Linked DNA regions of Homo sapiens: region 2 is linked to region 1. Evidence: read pairs that join two places in POLR2A ChIA-PET (ENCODE). Cell type or tissue: CD4-positive, alpha-beta T cell. All regions are shown on one strand. Links, peaks and the distances in the headings refer to the core of each region. The heading gives the core; the rest is flanking DNA.

Region 1 (9,172 bases), core at 3,104-8,103:
TTCCTTTGGGGACCAAAATCTACTACATTCCTGGATTCCAGTGGTTTTATCCTAGGAAGCAAGACAGAGGGCCCAAGTTAAGACTCAGAGATAACACTCATGGCAAAGCACCATGACTTGTGTTTTTGTATTCTCTTTCCTTCTGGGAATTAATTTCACCATTTTCAAAATGGTAACAATGATTAATCACCAGCTATAACTTCAGTACTTAGAGAGAATCATTTTTTACCTTTGATATTATGTCTCTCTTTCTTTCCACTAATTAAGCATCTAACTACATGAGATACTGTTTATAATAAATGAAATACTCTAGTGAACAAGATAAGTCTCTAGCCCTCAAGGAGTTTATAGTCTGTCAAGAAATATAAACAAGCAAACTGGAAACTTAACAGAATGGGTTAGGTGCTATGATAATGTGCCTCAAAGTTAAAACCAACAAGAACAACTAACATGAAATAAATACAATTTCCTATTTTTGTCTTCTGAGACAGGGTCTCGCTCTGTCACCTAGGCTGGAGTTTAGTGGTGCAATCATGGCTCACTGCAGCCTCAACTGCCAGGCTCAGGCTCAGGCTCAAGCGATCCTCCCCGCTAAATCTCCTGAGTGGCTGGGACTATAAGCATGCACCTGGCTAATTTTTTTAAATTTTTTAATTTTTATTTTTAGCAGAGACGAGGTCTGGCTACAATGCCCTGACTGGTCTCGAACTCCTGGCCTCAAGTGATCCTCTCACTTCAGGTGTGAGCCACAAACAAAACTTATCATTTACTGTAGGAATATAATCCCCAGGGCCAGGTACGGTGGCTCACACCTGTAATCCCAGCACTTTGGGAGGCAAGGCGGGTGGATCACAAGGGCAGGAGTTCAAGACCAGCCTGGCCAAGATGGTGAAACCCCATCTCTACTAAAAATAAAAAAATTAGCCAGGTGTGGTGGTGGGTGCCTGTAATCCCAGCCACTCCGGAGGCTGAGGCAGAGAATTGCTTGAACCCGGGAGGCGGAGGTTGCAGTGAACCAAGATCGCGCCAGTGCACTCCAGCCTGGGCGACAGAGCGAGACTCGTCTCAAAAAAATAAAAAATAAAAATATGAAATATAACCTATTTTATTTTTGAGATGGAGTCTTGCTCTGTTGCCCAGGCTGGAGTCCAGTGGTACGATCTTGGCTCACTGCAACCTCTGCCTCCCGGCAGAGCAATTCTCTTGCCTCAGCCTCCCGAGTAGCTGGGACTACAGGCACGTGTCACCACACCTGGCTAATTTTTGTATTATTAGTAGAGACGGGGTTTCACCATGTTAGCCAGACTGGTCTTGAACTCCTGACCTCGTGATCCACCTGCCTCAGCCTCCCAAAGTGCTGGGATTACAGGCGTGAGCCACCGTGCCCAGCCACCTGTTTTATTTTAAAAAGACCTATTAAACTTAAAAGTACTAAAAAAAAAAAATCATAATTCCTAAGCATGTATCTACTGGGTAAATCAGGATGCAGTTGAAATTCCTGCTTAGCCAGGTGCGGTGGCTGACGCCTGTAATCCCAGCACTTCAGGAGGCCAAGGTGGGCAGATCGCCTGAGGTCAGGAGTTCGAGACCAGCCTGGCCAAAATGGTAAAACCCCTTCTCTAGTAAAATACAAAAATTTGCCAGGCGTGGTGGCTGGCGCCTGTAGTCCCAGCTACTTGGGAAGCTGAGGCAGGAGAATCGCTTGATCCCAGGAGGCAGAGTTTGTAGTGGGCCAAGATCATGCCTCTGCACTGCAGCCTGGGCAACAACAGAGTGAGGCTCCATCTCAATAAATAAATAAAGTCCTGCTTAAACTTCAGGTTGAGCTGGGAGGATCATTTGAGATCAGGAGTTCGAGACCAGCCTGACCAAGATGGTGAAACCCCATCTCTACTAAAAATACAAATAATTAGCAGAGCTGATGGCACACACCTGTAATCTCAGCTACTCAGGAGACTGAGGCACAAAAAATCACTTTAACCTGGGGGACAAAGGTTGCAGTGAGCCGCGATCACACCACTGCACTCCAGCCTGGGCAACTGAGTAAGACTCTGTCTCAAAACAAACAGACAAAAAAACACTGCAGGCTGGCACAGTGGATCATGCCTGTAATCCCAGCACTTTGGGAGGTGGAGGTGGCAGGAAAGCTTGAGGCCAGGAGTTCAAGACCAGCCTGGCCAACAGAGAGACCCCATCTCTATACAAAAAATTAAAAATAAAAAGTCAATTTCCATGTGTGTTTACTTTAAATAACTAAAACAATTTCAGAGACAGCCCTGCATAGGTCATTAAAATTGTGATGCTGTTTTTAATAAAAATCAAATACCAACTATAGTAGAGCTTACAGATAGAGTGTAGCTTTACATAATTCTAGTGACTCACAATTCAACTTCTACATTATGTTTTTAGGTTCCTTGTTTCTTCCTTTCCAACAAACTATCCCTCCTCTAACTGTCCTTCTTAAACTCTCAAACTTGATTTACAAAAATCCCCAAATCTGTTTAAAATTTTTTATAATGCCTCACTTGCTTTCAAAAATAGTTAATTCACAAAGAGCAGATCCAAATACTGCCATTTCAGGTGTCATTGATTTTCCAGAAAACTTAAAACTCCCAATAAGGGTAACAACCCTAGTGCAAAAAGGACTCACATATGCTACATTTAAAGTAACAAAGCACTGGGCTGTGGCTCACGCCTGTAATCCCAGCACTTTGGGACGTCGAAGTGGGCAGACTGCTTGAGCTTAGGAGCTGAAGACCAGCCTGGGCAACAAGGCAAAACCCCATCTAAAATTAGCCAGACATGGTGGTGCACACCTGTAGTCACAAACACACAAACACACACACACACACAAACACACAAACAAACACACACACACACACACACACACACACAGCTAAGCAACTAACATTTTTATTTTGAATAATGAGGGTGGGTAAAGAACAGTAGACTTACCTGGTAAAATTTAACAAGATAACTAAAACATGGAAATTATATGTATTTTAACACCATAAAAACTGATGGTAAAATAATACTAACACATGGGAAAATACTACATTACTCTCTGAACAAAATAACTATACACAAAATAGTTTTCTTTAAATTGATAGTGACAGAAATACTATTAGGAATTTCCGGGTTTGGGAATTGTTTTCTTCTCTCTGGATTTCCAGATTTTCTACAGGAACACTGTTGTCATTTATCCCAAATTTCCCATCATATTCATAGAGTACATACTGATCTATCATTTTTGTCACTTACATATTTGTTTCTCAAACCAAAATAAAATGGTACATAATACATATATAATATCACAGGTCAAAATGCTCTAAAGATTTGTTGTAACAAGGTTCAAAAAAAGCTTCAAATTGCCCACTATCTACATGGTCACTGAAGTATAATGGCCAACATACCATCAATTTAGAACAGAGAGACAGGGAAGGGCAGTAGAAGTAATATTTGATTAATCAATACTCAATAAATTAATACTTAGAACTATTGGAAGGCAGTAACTTGAAAAGTTAACTTCAAATGGTAAATAAGTAAGGCAATGCTAATCTGGTAAAATCTAAACAGGCATATAACAGGTTATATAGAAAGCTGAGCTTTTAAGGTGCAGAGGAGGCTCCCAAAGGAATGGTAAAACAAAATCAAGATTTACTGAGAGAACAGTGTTTCAACTAATTACATCAGTTACTTCTTTAACCATAACTCCGATTTGAAGTGACTCAGAATTTAGAGAGCCAAAATATAATTGATAGAAATCAACCAGAAAATGACTACTAGAGATCAACCATCAAACAACGTGGTTTGGGTATTGCAGGAAATAAGACTATGAAAATTGAGTAAGTAATATAAAGTTCGTATTTATAATTCATGCAGTGTACGTAAGAAGGTTGAGAAAAAGGAAAAAAGCCAAATTACACTTTCAGAATAAAAGTGATTACAAGAAGAAAGAATTGTGCCATTTTTATTATTCATAGCAAATCATCTTACAGGTAATCCATTTCTAGATCTGGGACCTTCCATTTCTTAAAAAAAGTTAACAAAACGAAACAAAATTCTGAATATGGGAGTAAAAGGTTTCAACTATCTTATCCATGGCCATGAAAAACTCATGACCTTACTGGATCTCGATTTCCTAGTTTACAAATTGAGAAGAAATCCCCGGTCAAGCCTACAAGACTATACAGTTCTACAAAGATAGCCAAGAAGGCCTGGTGCAGTGGCTCACACCTGTAATCCCAATATTTTGGGAGGCCAAAGTGGGTGAATCGCTTGAGCTCAGGTGTTTGAGACCAGCCCAGGCAACATGGCAAAACCCCGTCTCTACTAAAAAATACAAAAAATTAGCGGGGCGTGGTAGTGTGCAAGCGTAGCTCCAGCTACTCGGGAAGCTGAGGTGGGAGGAATGCCTGAGCCCGGGAAGTCAAGGCTGCAGCGAGCCAAGATGGCACCACCGCACTCAAACCTGGGTAACAGGAGTGAGACACTGTTTAAAAAAAAAAAAAAAAAGATAGCCAAGATTAAAGGATACTTATACACAAAAAGAAATCTTTAGAAAGTTCTTAGATTAGCACCTTCAAAGATAACTACCATCTTCAATAAGGTGGTTGTTAGCCTCACCTAACAACCTTTTTAGAAAAAGTTAAATACAATATATCACACTCCACTTCTTCCAATGACACCTGAAAATGTGAAGAATCTCACACAGGAATGCACAGTGTAAAATTTTATCTGATACATTAGCTCTATACACAGTCAAAGCTCTCTCATGAACAAATCCGTCTTTTACTTGTCAAATGAAAACATTATCCAAGGCCAGGCGCAGTGGCTCATGCCTACTTCCCAGCACTTTGGGAGGCAATGGCAGGAGGATCACAAGGTCAGGAGATCGAGACCATCCTGGCTAACACAGTGAAAGCCCGTCTCTACTAAAAATACAAAAAATTAGCCAGGCCTGGTGGTACGCGCCTATAGTCCCAGCTACTCAGGAGGCTAAGGCAGCAGAATTGCTTGAACTCAGAGGCAAAGGTTGCAGTAAGCTGAGATCACACCCTTGCACTTCAGCCTGGGCAACAAGAGCGAAACTCTGTCTCAAAAAACAAAAAACCGAAAACATTATCCAGTATAGTTTAGAGGCTTTTTACTCTCCAACTCTGCCTATCGCACCTAAAATCCCAGTGAATCTTCATCAGAATATTTTATTCATTCCTGTTTCTTAAAATGTTTCCTCTGCATTTGCCTAATTCCTGAAGCACATGCACTTCAGCTCTCACGGAAAATTGCTCTATATTTGTCACCATATTTTCTGAATCTATTAATTATACACATTGAGAGAGAGTGGAGTATTGGTAGATAATACACACTGAGAGGGAGTGGAGCATTGGTAGACATACATGCAGATTAGAAAAGAAAGTCACATTGAGCTTCATTATCCTACAATGAACTTATATTTCCTCAGTTTCAAAATAACGTAAAAACCAAAGTTATCACTCTCCTTTCCTCAAACTTTGACTAAAACGTCACCTTTTAGGTAAGAAACATTTAGGTTTTTTGTTTACCATTTAAAGTTCAGTGAATCACTACTATAATGGGGCTGCCTCCAAAACAATCAATCTTAGGCTACATTAATTTAGATGTAATATCTAAAATGAGTTGATTGCTAATTGAATATAGTGAATGGAAATTATAAGAAGGTAGATTTGGGTGAAACATAACACAAGAATAACGCGAGTTGTCCAAATATCAAATAGAGCTACTTAACAAGTAGCCAGTCACTACAGGTATTCCAGAGACTAACTGAATGGTTTGGCACAAACATAGTAGAGTCCATACATCCAAAAAAGTAAGATTAGGCCATTCCAACACTAAGATCCTAAAAGTCTGTTAACAAGAAGCAGGACTTTTGACTTCTCCTCCAATACTCATCTCACACCTTCCTATCTGCAATGATTGAAACCCTATGCATTTATCTGGGCCCAGCAGAAATCCTGTCCCCTTGAAAATCTTTCTACTCCTACTGAATTCCTCAACAGAATATAACTCTTCTCTATTAACTCTTAAAGCACTTTTGGCCTTTATCATAGCAGTTTATTGATCATGCTCTGCCCTAAATTACTAACTGTACACCTGTCTTCATCTTCTATTCCCCTCTCAAATATTATAACTCAGCTCTCCTTTGAATGCAATTCTCTGGAAACATCACAATTCTTCTCAATAATCGAATGACTTCTCAATCCTCCACCCATCTGCATTATCAATGTTGACTACCTCCTCCTAACTCTTCTAGAGTTCTATAAGGCAAATTTTCCTTCTCATCCAAACGCAGAATTTCTCAAGGTTCTGTCTTCTAACCTGGCAATTTCAGCTTCTGGTCTCATGTCTACCTAAACGTGTATCTAGTCTATACCATAAGTTCAAATTTTACATTTGTCACCACATACTGAACACCTAGACATGACCCACATATGTCCCAATACACGCATGCACCAAAGAAAGCTATTTCCTTATTTCTGTTAAAAGTGTCATAATCTTCTCAACTTGAAAGCTCAGTCGTGACTTTCTCCCCTTTAGCTTTGCCACTTAAACTGTGAAATCCTTACAATTCAGAAGGTGGAATTTGTGCCCTCCTTTTCACTCCCACTGTTCAGACCTTTTATTCTTCAAAAGTCTTTCAAGCCCCTGTATCACGTGTAGTATATACTGTACTGAGTAAAATCCAAACACCTGCATTCAGTTTGGCATCTAAGGCCCTACACAGAAATCCAGTCTGACATTCAATGTCATAACCAACCTTTCAAATTTATCTCCTACTATACTTTCTCATCCCTGTATCAAATTCTATACAAATATTTTAATCACCTAATATTATTCTCTGCAATTTCACTCTCTGCGCCTTTGTCTTACTTCATTCATTCCCATCCACAAGCTGAGTCAATGGGTTATACAAAATAAATTCATTTCAACATTTATTTTATGGCTACTATGTATGTACCAGAAACTACAAAAGGAAAAAGAGGCCGGGTGCAGTGGCTCACGCCTGTAATTCTAGCACTTCGGGAGGCCGAGATGGGTGGATCACCTGAGGTCAGGAGTTCGAGACCAGCCTGACCAACATGGCAAAACCCATCTCTACTAAAAACACAAAAAAGTTAGCCGTGTGCAGTGGCGGGCGCCTGTAATCCCAGCTACTCAGGAGGCTGAAGCAGGAGAATCGCTTGAACCCGGGGGCGGAGGTTGCAGTGAGCTGAGTTGTAAGTACTTGGTATTAGTTATTATAAAAAGAATAAGACCTCTAGTAATAGGAGGCAGTTCTCTTTACCAGATACTGTTACCAAAGGTTATGTGGGTGCTAAGACACAGCTTATCTCCACTATAGGATACTTACCCCTTTCCCCTCTGGAGTCCCTCACTCATAGCTGGGCTCAAACTAGTCAGGTTTATTTATTTTAATTGAACCATGGACTATATCCATTTCCAACAGCTAAATGCATATTAATACTGGAACTTTCTGAAATTCCAGATGGTTTTTGTTTGAAGTAACTTAAACAATCTAAGGAACACTATACCTTTTTAAAGAAATGACCTTCAATCTTTTGTGGTACACCATTGAATGAAAGCTTCACAAAGAAGATCTAAGAATCATAGTGGTACAAATAAATAATAAAAGTAAGTTATGGATTAAATCTCTTATTCAGGCTCCAAAAGGTGTTTTTGTTTTCTGTCCTTCTCAGAAGTTGAGGGAGGCTAGTTTTAAAATTCAGAAGCTATTAAAAGTGACCAAGCAGTAAGAAATGGAAATGCTTGCTGTCCACAAAAATAAAGCATGTATTTATACTATGTTTTAAAGTTTAACAAGTAACCTACTATTTTCTTTTGTCTTTAAAATAGATAGGGCATTATCTTCATTTACAGAAAAGGATGTTTAGAGAGCCTAAGGAAAGGTGTTTGGGGTTCCTCAGTTACAGTAAAAAGAAAGAGGATTTGAAATCAGGTCTCCTGACTCCTGACTCAACTGATGTTTTCATTACACTTTGGTTAGGAACAACCGCTTTGGAAGAGCAGCCAGCTCTTCCAACAATACAAAAAATTAATTTTAAACAAGCAATTGTTAGCTTATGTGAAACTGTTGAGAAGAGTGAAAAGCAAAGGAATACAGCAGGACAGCAACAGAAAATCCAAGAATAATTTTCAATATACCTATGGTTTCAAGATAGGGTAAAATACTTGGAAATTAGCAGATAAAAGTAAGCAGAAACACGACAGTCAAGAAACTAATTCTATTGCTTCTGAAGGTAGGCCAGGACCTTCCTGAAGGTGGGTGGACCAATTTATTCTATCGGATATAAAACAAGTGTCTACCAGTGGAGAGTAACTAGGTCATGTTTGTCCATTAAATTCTACTGAATTTAAGTTCAGACGCAACACTTTAGTTTGTGCCTTTCAAAATCAACATTGAAAAGGAGTCATTCACTGTCTCCATATTCACTCAAAATATGTGGAAAGTCTTTTTAAAGCAATCTAGGGGGAAAATGTTCAATCCTAATTATGCGTAATAAACAGCGATAATTTTGCAGGATAAGGAGGGAAGTTTTCAGAATCTAAAGACACAGTGCCAACACTTTCTTCAAACCAGGAGTTGCCTGCTGACAAATCAACTGCTCAGCTGCTAACTGAACAGTTAAGTTAGTTACTCTACGAAATGGTCAAATAATGTGTTTTCTTCTTTACCTTCTAATTTTTATCCCCATCCATCCCACAAGCATTCTGGTTCACTCTTGATGTTTTTTCACTATTACTAATATTTCGACCCTGAATATCAATCTGAACTATGACAGCTCTTAGTAAGAAATTCATTCTAGGTCCTTATTATTCCTACAATTCCTTGACTGCTTTTCAGAATTAGTTTGTAAAGATTAAATCATAACATAAAGGCCCATAAGAGTAATCTTAAACATTTAAGAAAAATGTTACTGCCAAAGAAAGGATAATTCAATCCTGAGGTTCAAACTCATCGTACCGTTTATCTCCTAAGACCAGGAATCTTGGATTATCAAAAAGACCACTGGATGCTAACAGGGCCAAAAGTTTACTTAGAAACTTGGTTCACATGCCTAAGGCTATATTAACTGCCAAATATGGAGCTAGAGAAAAATTGCCATCATCTCCC
Region 2 (12,352 bases), core at 430-5,429, 1.4 Mb after region 1:
ACACGGCAAAACCCTGTCTCTACTAAAAATACAAAAATTAGACTGGCATGGTGGCACGTGTCTGCAGTCCCAACTACTTGGGAGGCTGAGGCACAAAAATTGCTTGAACCCAGGAGGCAGACACACTCCAGCCAGGGCAACAGAGCAAAACTATCAAAAAATAAAAATAAAATAAACAATAGCAGAAGACATCACCATGTCTTCTTATGGGTACATACATCATTCTCCAGCAAAGTTCTCCACTTCTTTCTACCTTACAGAATGTTCACTAATAGCCTCTAGTTTAGCATACATACACTCAAATGAGGTTATATGTAAGTCTATCTTAAAACACTTACCTTTACGGTAGCTAAAAACCTATCCAAAAGACTGCTAGCCAGAGCAAATGTTTCTGGGTAAAGGTTGAATTGGTACTTGAGTTTGGCCAGCCATTGAATTACTTCATCTCTCTGGGATGGAGAAACATTCTATAAGGGAACAATTTTGAAAACAGAAGACAAAGTTTGAGCTATCATCAAGAGTATGTTTAGAATTCTCTCTCATAAAAGGTTAGGTAATACTACAAAATATATTTAAAAATGTTAAGGTTATTCAAAATCTATCAGACTTGAGACACATGAAATAAAACTTTATGTATTATCACATTTAATATCAATATCCAATATTCTCCTACTCTTTATTAAAATTTTCACTATGTCATCTCACCAAATATCCATAGTTGAATTAAATTTAGGTGCTCAGAGAATATAACATTTTAAAGTTTAAGTAACACTATTATCAACTGATAGTAATTTGGAGTTAAGTTACCCCACCTCTTAAGATTAAGAAAATACAGTGAATTTCTCCCGCAGCAAGTAGCCATTAACTTATCTTAGGAAATATAAATGAACTATGATAATGGAAATGATAGCCCATTTGAAAAACTAAAATCAATAGTAATAAGTAAAAGATACCAGGGACAACAGATGAATTATACACTTAGAGATGATGAAAAAATATTGAACAGGAAATTAATCTGAAGTAAATTACTATTTTGAAAAATTTCCACAAACACAAAACATTATTGTTTTATTGTTGTTGTAAGCCTATTGAGTATAAGCTTAATTTTTAGCAGGGACACACTTTAAAGTAATAGTGATTAGAAAACTTTTACTCTTGAGTTTTGGAGTCGCCATTAAAAAAATAAAACCGGTTGTTTATTTTGGGAACATTCAGTATTCTCCTTACAGCTCTTTCAAACTGTAGTTTCAAACAGTTTGAAAGAGCTGTAAGGAGAATACTCAAATAATATGTAGGAAGATTAAAACAACAATGTTTTGTGTTTGTGGAAAGCTTTCAAAATAGTCATTTACTTCAGGTTGATTTCCTGTTCAATATTTTTTTTCATCATCTCTAAATGTATAATTCATCTGTTGCCCCTGGTAACTTTCACTTATTAATATTGATTTCAGTTTTTTAAATGGGCTATCATTCTGTTATCATAGTTCATTTGTATTTCCTAAGTTAACCATAGTAAGCCTACAATGGTATGGAACACTAGAAGTTATTCCTCATATCTAGCTGTAATTCTGTATCCAGGCTACTTTAAGATCTAGTTCTGGACTAAGGATCCATAAAAATCCCTGAGAACCAAGTAAAGCCAATCACAAGACTTCTGGATGAAGAGTTAAGCATTCAAGAGAAATTAAATTCCTATCAAGATGAGCTTTTATCCAAAATGCCACAACAAATAAGGAAAAGTAATGTTAACTAAGCCAGCCAAACACATCAACAAGGAAATAAATTCCCAGGAGAGGTAGGTGATGTTATAATCTGATGAAACTGGGAAGGCTTTTAGGGAGATGAAAGGAACGATGACTTACAGTAGCTATGAAAACAAGAACACCATTAACTCTAACCTTCAGTTAGAGATACAATGTGGGGTATGGGAGAAAAAAAAAAATCCCTGAATGACAGATTACATTAAATAATGTCACTATTTGGTGTTTGGCATTAAACAATAACAGAAACATACAATTGTAAGAAGAATCACAAAGGTAACATACAAAAAAAGAGAATACAGTTATATGGAGATTATCATATAGTTATAACTAAATGACATAACTAATGTAAAGCATATATATGGAATGCAAACGTACTCAAATATTAGTTCTCCTTTCCCACCTCTAAACTACCCAATTCTCTAATAATGTCAGAAAAACAAATTTACAAAACATTATCTATGAAGTTATTTTAAACACTGTTAACAATTAGTCATGAAAGAAATCATGACAATATCTTTGAACTTTAATATTCCATATACTTTTTGAGACAGGGTCTTGCTCTGTCACCCAGGCTGGAGTACAGTGGCACAACCATGGCACACTGCAGCCTCGACCTCCCAGCCCCAAGTGATCCTCCCACCTCAGCATCCTGAAGTAGCTAGGACCAGAGGTACGTGCCACCAGGCCCGGCTAATTTTTTTTTTTTTTTTGAGATGGAGTCTCGCTCTGTCACCCAGGCTGGAGTGCAGTGGTTCAATCTCAGTTCACTGCAGCCTCCGCCTCCTAGGTTCAAGCAATTCTCCCTGCCTCAGCCTCCCAAGTAGCTGGGATTACAGGCTTGTGCCATCACGCCTGGCTAATTTTTGTATTTTTAGTAGAGATGGGGTTTCGCCATGTTGGCCAGGCTGGTCTCAAATCCCTGACCTCAAGTGATCTACCCATCTCAGCCTCCCAAAGTGCTGGGATTACAGACGTGAGCCACTGCGCCCGGCCTAATTTTACTTTTTTGTAGAGACGAGGTCTCACTATGTTACCCAGGCTGGTCTTCAACTCCCAGGCTCAAGTAATCCTCCCACCTCGGCCTCCCAAAGTGTTGGGATTACAGGTGTAAGCCACTATGTTTGGCCCATATACCAGATAGTAAAATTTAACAACAGGGCCAAGAAAAGCATTCCTGCATAGCCAATGTTATCATCACTAGCCAAAACCAGCAATAATTTTTTTAAAATCCAAAAGATAACAGTTTAAGAAGACTCAATTTAACTGAAGTAATACTGAGTCTAAGGTCACTTTTTCAAATCAATTCAAATATGTACTAAACAGTAATATCATCATGACAGCATTACAAATAGTAAGTTCTGCGCCTAATTCATTTCATTCCTATTCCTCTAAAATAAAGAATGAGAGAGAAAAAGAAAAAGCCCAAAACAGTATTTCCTGATTCCATCAGGTGAACTGTTTCTCATATGGACTGCTTAAATAGGATTAGAAGGATTCAGTAGTTGAACAAATAATCCTAAAGAGAATTTATAATGGATTGATCAAACATGGTAAAATATAGACTGCTATTAATATATATTCTGTATATATATTATATTCCACATGCTGCTAGTCTTCTCCTTAAAATATACAACCTCCCCAGCTTTAAACTCTAAAAGGTTCACCATTACCTAAAAGATTAAGTACAATTCCCCAGCATGGCATACAAATCTATGACCTACCTCTTCTTTGTTGTTGTTGTTTTTGTTTTTTGTTTTTGAGACAGTCTTGCTCTGTCACCCAGGCTGGAGTGCAGTGGCGCAATCTTGGCTAACTGCAAGCTCCGCCTCCCAGGTTCACACCATTCTCCTGCCTCAGCCTCCTGGGTAGCTGGGACTACAGGCACCCGCCACCACACCCAGCTAATTTTTTGTATTTTTAGTAGAGACGGGGTTTCACCATGTTAGCCAGGATAGTCTCGATCTCCTGACCTTGTGATCCACCCGCCTCGGCCTCCCAAAGTGTTGAGATTACAGGTGCAAGCCACCATGCCCGGCTATGACCTACCTCTCTAACCTCGGACATCTTCCATCACTTTCTGTCTTAAACTTCATGCTGTAATAGTAACTTCTACTGATGATCCTTCCTTGCCCCTGGTATTTTACGTTACTGCTCCTTTGTTCATATTGCTCCTACTGACTGGAACGCACTCCCTTCTCTCTCACCTGCCTTATTATGTATCTCTTGAGAGCTATTTTGATGTTACTCCCCGCCAGATACTTTTCCTGATAATTCAAGTTGGGCTGAGTACCTTCCTATGTTCCCACAGCATCTCATTACACCTGTTAAACGTTCAACATTTTTTTAAAAATTAAATTTCTGGGCATGGCTCACAATTGTAATCCCAGTACTGTAGGGGGCCAAGGCAGGAAAACTGCTTGAGCCCAGGAGTTTGAAACTAGCCTGGGTAACACAGTGAGACTTCATCTCCACAAATAAAAAAATTAGGCATGGTGGTGCGTGCCTGTTACCTCAGCTACTTGGGAGGCTGAGGTGGGAGGATCACTTGAGCCTGGGAAATAGAGGCTGTAGTGAACTGTGATGGAGCCACTGCACCCCAGCCTGGGCAACAGAGCAAGACCCTGTCTCAGAAAAAAAAAAAAAATTAAATTTTTCCTTTTGGCTTTGATGAAGTAGGAAGCAGCAAATCTAAACTCCAGTTGAGAATGACTAGAAAAGCTGTTAACAACCTCTTTTTAAGATTCCTTAGAGTTCTAAAATTCTACTGAAAATCATCTGTATATCAACAATTTGTGGCAGGGTTTTATCTTTGTAAATCAAAAGCACTTTGGCAAAATAAATTGAGAACATCTGAAAGTATGTGCCACTTTGACCAGTTTCAATGTTTTCCCCAAATTCATGTAACAAAATTATCATGAACTTGAAAGTACTATTACATAATATAAAAGAAGTTCTCTGCAAGTGCCAAGAACACAGTAAGGTACCTGAATGAATCATAAAGAAATGATAATCACCATTCACTTAAATGCTTACTTTGAGTCTATTATATGCAAGTAAACAAAAATGACACCACCATACCCCTCAGGGAAACTCACAGTCAAATCACCAGAAAATTATAATACTTTGTGCTGTCATAAGGGAAGCAGAGTGTGGCAGAAACACATAGAAGGTGAGTGACAGCTGCATAATATTCTTGCCTGACCACACTGTCCTAAATTTGGGGATAGGGGATGCAAATTAAACAAGAATTATGTGAGAGACTGACTTCAAAATATAGTTGGGGCAGGGGGGAAGTTAGAAGGAAACTGGAGGAAAAAGGCATAAGAGAAAGCTTAAAAATATCTTACTTTTCCATTTTTACCAACACTTCAAAACCAAATTAGAAAAGTCAGAGCAACAGTGGAAAGGGAGGTAAAAAAAAAAAAAAAAAAAAAAAAAGCCAGTCCCTTAGAGGAAAATAAGAGTTAGAACTAGAATAGAGAAGGTGCTGGGTGCGGTGGCTCATGCCTGTAATCCCAGCACTTTGGAAGGCCGGATCACAAGGTCAGGAGATCGAGACCATCCTGGCTAACACAGTGAAACCCCGTCTCTACTAAAAAATACAAAAAATTAGCCGGGCGTTGTGGCGGGCGCCTGTAGTCCCAGCTAATGGGGAGGCTGAGGCAGGAGAATAGCGTGAACCCGGGAGGCGGAGCTTGCAGTGAGCCAAGATCGCGCCAGTGCACTCCAGCCTGGGCAGCAGAGCAAGACTCTGTCTCCAAAAAAAAAAAAAAATAGAATAGAGAAGTGTCCCTGGGGGTTACCCTGGCAAGCAACTCAAGCCCCTATAGCCTTTTACCCCTATTCTTAACTCCTATCCCCACCAGACCAAGGCCACCCAAATTTTACAAGTATTAAATATGGCTTCTACTTGGCATTACTAAAGGCAAATCCTTAAGAAGTGGATCTCTCTCAGAAGTTCTGATACTATTCTGTTCTCTGGTATTACCACACCAGTATTCATTAAATCACCTACAGAAATAGGCCAGATTTGGGTGTGGTTGCTCACGCCTGTAATCCCAGCACTTTGGGTTGCTGGGGCAGGAAGATCATCTGAGGTGAGGAGTTCGAGACCAGCTCGGCCAACATGGTGAAACCCTGTCCCTACTAAAAATACAAAAATTAGCCAGGTATGGTGGCGGGTGCCTGTTAATTCCAGCTACTTGGGAAGCTGAGGCAAGAGAATCACTTGAGCCCGGGAGGCCGAGGTTACAGTGAGCCGAGATCATGCCATTGCACTCCAGCCTGGGCAAAAAGAGAAAAAAACTCCTTCTCAAAAAAAAAAAAGAAATAGGTCAGATTATTTGGTAATATAGCAATATACTACAATCTAGGTAGAATATCACCTTCAAAGACCAGGCTGTAAAAATATATTATTGTTGGTTACATGCTGACTTAAGGAGATAGCAGGAGGAGGAAAGGAATGGTCCTACAAGCAGCTATAAAAAAGTTTTGAGGCTCACTAGAATGTCACAACATAAGGGCAGGAATTTATTTTCTCCTGTTGTATCCCCAATACCTAGAATAGTGCCTAGAGTATAGCAGATACTCAGCAGACATTTGCTAAATGACTTGAATTCCCAACTAATCTAAAAATCACACATGCGCGCGCGCGCACACACACACACACACACACACACACACACACACACAAAATATCACAGGAAGAGGACTACCTTAGGAAAAGGATCGAATTATAATTTTTTTTCTTTTTTTTTTTTTTGAGACGGAGTCTCACTTACCCTGTCGTTCAGGCTGGAGTGCAGTGACGTGATCTCGGCTCACTGCAACCTCTGCCTCCTGGGTTCAAGCAATTCTCATACCTCAGCCTCCCAAGTAGCTGGGTCACAGGAATGACTCACCACACCCAGCTAATTTTTGTATTTTTAGTAGAGATGGGGTTTCGCCATGTTGACCATGGCTGGTCTCGAACGCCTGACCTCAGGTGATCTGCCCACCTCAGCCTCCCAAAGTGCTGGGACTACAGGCGTGAGCCACTGCGTCCAGCCCAAATTATCATTCTATTACTTATTAAAGTCTTGAGCAAATTGGGACTACTGAGTACTTTTTCAAAGAATTAAATGAGATATTAAATGAGATAGCATATATATAAACACTCCTCATTCAAGTTAACTAATCAGTTTGCAAAATGACAAGTAACAGTAAATGAAGAATGTATTTCTTTAGCTTGTGGGAAAGAATAAGTAGGAAAAATTAGAATTGAATTAAAAAGGCATATATACTTTCAAAACCAATAAGCAAAGGATAGCCTAAAACAACACACGAGGAACTTACATATTTGCCATTCATTCACTCATGCATATTAAAAGAACATTTGACCACTATTCTATTTTCCAAGCACCATGTTAGATATTAAGGATAAAAGACATATAAGACATCTTATACAATAAACTTTTGGAGTGGATAAAGTTCACAGTTATTTGTGAAAAATAATTATATATGACAGAAGTATAAAAATTTCTAAAAGAAAAACTATGCAGCTAACAGTAGTTAAGAGACCAGCTGGCTATCTTCTAAAAAGCTTCCAACATTGGTATTACCTTAGTAATTCACATGAACTCCTTACCGCTAATGATGAAAGAGTAGGTTTTTAGTTGACTAAAGACAATGGTATGAAGATGTTCAGCCTCTGTGGCTAACTATAAACTATATATCTAAAGAAGGTTACTACTGTTAGTATAGATTATGATGAAAGAAAACAAACCTAACTATTTTCCCAAAGCTGTAACTCAGATAACAACAAAACAGGTCAACAAACAAAAACAGTTAACTCTTGTTTCAGAAAGAAAAGGCCACAGCAGGAGCAGGAGTTTTTAAAAAAGAAGAGGCCGGGCATGGTGGCTCACGCCTATAATCCTACCACTTTGGGAGGCCAAGGCTGGTGGACTGCTTGAGCTCAGGACTTCCAGACTAGGCTGGGCAACATGGTGAAACCCCATCTCTACCAAAAATACAAAAAATTAGCCAGGCATGGTAGCATGCGCCTGTAGTCCCAGCTACTCAGGAGGCTGAGGTGAGAGGATTGCTTGAGCCCGGGAGGCAGGGGTTGCAGTGAGCTGAGATCATGCCACAGCACTCCAGACTGGATGACAGAGTGAGACCCTGTTACACAAAAAAGAAACAGGGAGAGTCTCTCAAATACAGCACATCCTTAAATGGTACACACTCCTCCAATGTAGTGTCAAGATATTATTATGTATGGCAGTAGTATGTTTATTTCTAATAAAATTCATCTGTCTTAAGAGAAAAATCATTACCTGATTTGAAGGCATTTTCCGCACATTCACTTTCCACATCTGTGCTTCCCTAGTGATTGCCTTTTCCAACAGGAAAGACAATCTCTGGTTTTCCAAAGGCCCTGGAAACTTCATGATATCCTTTGGATCTGCCTGCTACCCAGCTTGCTGTAGCTACCTACAGAATCAAGTAAGTTTTAAAATTAGTTATAGAATAAGTGTAGCATTATATAAAGTACTAATTAAGCAACTCATAAAACAAAATAAGAATGCTATGAGGCAGTATAGGATTTTATAGCTCTTTAAAATATCGTATTAAAATACCAAAATAATCAGTTATCTAAAACATTCACACTTGAAATCTGAAATTCAGTTATAAAGAGAATAAAAACAAGGCCATGTAATTGATGGAACCTTTGGACTCTGATCAAAACATGTTATTACTGTTTCAAATTGTCAAAACTTTGTCACTGGCTTTTTTACCAGGAATTCTTAGAAGTAGTTATTCCAAACATTCCTCTTAAAAACCTAATCAGATAAGGACCACTAACATTTTTCCTTCATTAAAAAGAAAATATATTACATTAAATCCTACCCATTCCCACTTCTTCAGTATGAAACCATACCCTCCAGTATGAAATCATCTTAAATTGCGCTTCCAATTCAGTATCCATTAGCTACACATGTGGATATTTAACTATGAGCTGAATAAAATTTAAAAATTGGCCAGGCATGGTGGCTCACGCCTGTAATCCCATCACTTTGGGAGGCCGAGGCGGGTGGATCACTAGGTCAGGAGTTGGAGACCAGCCTGGCCAACATGGTGAAACCCCATCACTACTGAAAATACAAAAATTAACTGGGCATGGTGGTGGGCGCCTGTAATCCCAGCTACTCGGGAGGCTGAAGCAGGAGAATCGTTTGAACCAGGGAGGCAGAGGTTGCAGTGAGCTGAGATCACACCATTGCACTCCAGCCTGGGCAACAGGGTGACACTCCGTCTCAAAAACAAACAAACCAAAAAAAAAAAATGTATTTCTTCAGTCACAATAGCCTTACTTCAATAACCAGATGTGGCTAGTGGATACTATATCGGACAGTGCACAAAAGGAACATTCCTATTAATACAGTAAGTTCTACTGAACAGTGCTCACCTAGAAAGCTCCACAGTACATTGACTAGCACTCTAAAATGAGCAGCATGTCTAAATAGCAAGTTTAGCAGTGCAAGACAACATAGAGTCCAAGAGAAATGTCTCTAGGTTTTATGTTTATATGTATTTGGAAACAAGAGTCCCACTCTGTTGCCCAGGTTAGAGTACAGTGGTGTAGTGGCTCACTGCAGCCTCGAACTCCTGGGTTCAGGTGATCCTCCTGCCTCAGCCTCCCAAATAGCTGGGACTACAGATGCACATCACCAAGCCCAGGTAATTTTGTGGGGTTTTTTTTTTTTTTTGTAGAGATGCAGTTTTGCTATGTTGCCCAGCCTCACGCAGTCCTCCTGGCTTGGCCTCCCAAAGCACTGGGGTTACAGGTGTGAGCCACCGTGCAGGCTTCTAGGTTTAAAAAAAAAAAAAAAAAAAAAAAAAAAAAGAAGCAAACTACAGACTTGAGGTTTGACTGTGTGTAGAAAATTGGATTAAGAAACTGCTAAAGAATGTGAAAAGGTGGCTGGGCACGGTGGCTCACACCTGTAATCCTAGCACTTTGGGAGGTGGAGGCGGGCAGATCACGAGGTCAGTAGTTCCAGACCAGCCTGACAAAACATGGTGAGACCCCCGTCTCTACTAAAAATACAAAACTTAGCCAGGCATGGTGGCAGGCACCTGTAATCCCAGTTACTTGGAAGCCTGAGGCAGGAAAATCGCTTTAACCCAGGAGACAGAGGGTGCAATGAGCCAAGATTGCACCACTGCACTCCAGCCTGGCGACAGAGCAAGACTCCGTCTCAAAACAAACAAACAAACAAACAAAAAAGAATGTGAAAAGGCTTAGCTGGATTTGTTGAAAGGTAAGCAACTAAAAAGGTAATTAACTTCAGAAAAAAGAATTTAAGAAAGTAATGTATCACAATATTTATACAGCAATAATAATGAAAAGACTGGATAGGGATCGCAATATGATAAAACTACATTGGCAGGATGTGGAGACATAACTATGGATATTGGAAGAGGGTAAAATAAAAGCCACGTCTTTACATTTCATAGTAGGAAATTCATAAATATCTCAAACTGAAATGTCAAAAAACAGCAGCAGAGCAAGTTGTTTGAAAATGTGATGCTAAATAACGGGACAAGGAGGAAAGAGTTGGGAGTAGTTAACCTCTGCAGAGTAAGAAAAGGGTGAGAAAGGCCTAGCGTAGGAGAATGCTGTTTTTCATTATAAATTTCACTAACAATTTGACTTTCTCAACTATGTACCTGTAAACTATGTATCTGTATTACACACTTCAGATTCATGGGCTCTAAGAATTTTTTTAAATATCCAGAATTAACATGTAAAAAGTTCCAATTTTTTTAAAAATAAAAAATTTGGAAAAGCAAAAAATAGCAAACCACTTCTTTAATTTCCACATTCTATCCCAACTCCAGCTACTATCCTCCTTCCTATGTACCACTCCACATATGCTACCTATTTGCTTCTCAACTTACTAGAGACTAATTCTGGTTAACTCAATTATGATTTTGTTAATTTTTGTGTCTTTAAACGCCTGAGTTTTTGCAAATCTTCTATAATTAGCATAAAATATCTTCATACTAAGATGACAAGGGGTAAATAGAGAGGAAAAAGAACTAATATTAATCCAAAAAGACCTATCTCAAAGGTAATTTCTTCTAAAAACTCTTGATTCTTTAATCATGTCATAAAGCAGCTTTCTGTTAACTCCCCAACTACGTTATAAATTCCTGGCCAGGCGCAGCGGCTCCGGCCTGTAATCCTTGCACTTTCGAAGGCTGAGGAGGACAGATTGCTTGAGTCAAGGAGTTCGACGCCAGCCTGGGCAATGTGGTGAAACTCCATCTCTATAAAACATACAAAAATTAGGCAGGCGTGGTGGCACGTGCCTGTGGTCCAAGCTACTTGGGAGGCTGAGGTTGCAGTGAGCCAAAATCATGCCACTGCACTCCAGCCCCAGCAACAGAATGAGACCGTGTCTCCAAATAAAGAAATCCCTATGCAGTCACATCTGCCAATATCATTTTTATATATATATATTTTTTTTATTATTATACTTTAAGTTCTAGGGTACATGTGCACAAAGTTCAGGTTTGTTACATATGTATACATGTGTCATGTTGGTGTGCTGCACCCATTAACTCATCATTTACATTAGGTATATCTCCTAATGCTATCCCTCCCCCCTCCCCCCACCCCACAACAGGCCCCGGTGTGTGATGTTCCCCTTCCTGTGTCCAAGTGTCCTCATTTTTTTTATTACTCACTGTGTCCACAGCACAGTACTTCGACGGAACAGAGACCCAACCAATTGTTCCAGTTTCAACCACTGGTGCCCCAAACAAAAACACACAACCAAAAACTCTACCCCCACCTGTACCAACCCACTGTGTGTGGGGTTTTGGTACCTTCTTTTTTTTGATACATCCTTGTTCACAACTTTAACCTACCAAAATCTAATCTCTTTCACACCAATCCTTCCAATCTTTGAAGGGTGCTATCATGCTCACCAATTCATCTTTTCCATAGCTGAAAACTTCGATAGCTCCTCACGATATTTTGCCTCTTCTAAATTAGCTTTAATTTTACCATAAATACAGTCTAAAATCATGGGCTTTTTTTTTTTTTTTTTGAGACAAGAGTCTCACTCTGTTGCCCAGGCTAGAGTGTAGTGGCACGATCTCGGCTCACTGCAACCTCCACCTCCTGGGTTCAAGTGATTCTCCTCCCTTAGCCTCCTGAGTAGCTGGGATTACAGGCACACACCACCACACATGGCTAATTTTTGTATTTTTAGTAGAGGCAGGTTTTACCATGTTGGCCAGGCTGGTCTTGAACTCCTGACCTCAAGTGATCTGCCTGCCTTGGCCTCCCAAAGTGCTGGGAGTACTGGCATGAGCCACCACTCGTGGCCCTCATTAGCTTTTTTTTTTTTGAAGACCACACCTCGGTATCAATTCAGATATAATTTACGGTCAACAAAAACTCTTAGGAGACTTTCTCAGGTTCCTTGTTAAGCCAGTTCTACCCCTACCTGCCCCAACCCATTGTGTGCGAGGTTTGGGTACTTTCTTTTTTTTTTTTTTTTTTTGACACATCCTTGTTCACAACTTTAAAA

The links. Peaks named below come from ENCODE experiments on the same cell type or tissue, not always from the same donor. Only the 100,000 strongest peaks of a DNase experiment are listed, where the experiment ranks them.
Region 2: POLR2A ChIA-PET joins it to region 1 with 6 read pairs; 2 of 35 experiments call an interaction of 5 or more read pairs at or near these places.

The regions. Positions count from the first base shown.
Region 1 is chr4:75,662,791-75,671,962 of GRCh38, forward strand. The region is part of intron 1 of G3BP2 (G3BP stress granule assembly factor 2); the gene reads right to left. Among named protein-coding and RNA genes, the nearest start is that of G3BP2, 6.0 kb to the right of the region's middle. In CD4-positive, alpha-beta T cell, for the core only: no CTCF peak of the experiment used is centred there; no DNase peak of the experiment used is centred there; H3K27ac peaks cover 451 bases.
Region 2 is chr4:77,058,169-77,070,520 of GRCh38, forward strand. CCNI (cyclin I) reads right to left here. Exons shown (of 7, transcript NM_006835.3): 2 at 8,081-8,237; 3 at 339-467. The coding sequence starts at 8,194. Among named protein-coding and RNA genes, the nearest start is that of CCNI, 12 kb to the right of the region's middle. In CD4-positive, alpha-beta T cell, for the core only: no CTCF peak of the experiment used is centred there; no DNase peak of the experiment used is centred there.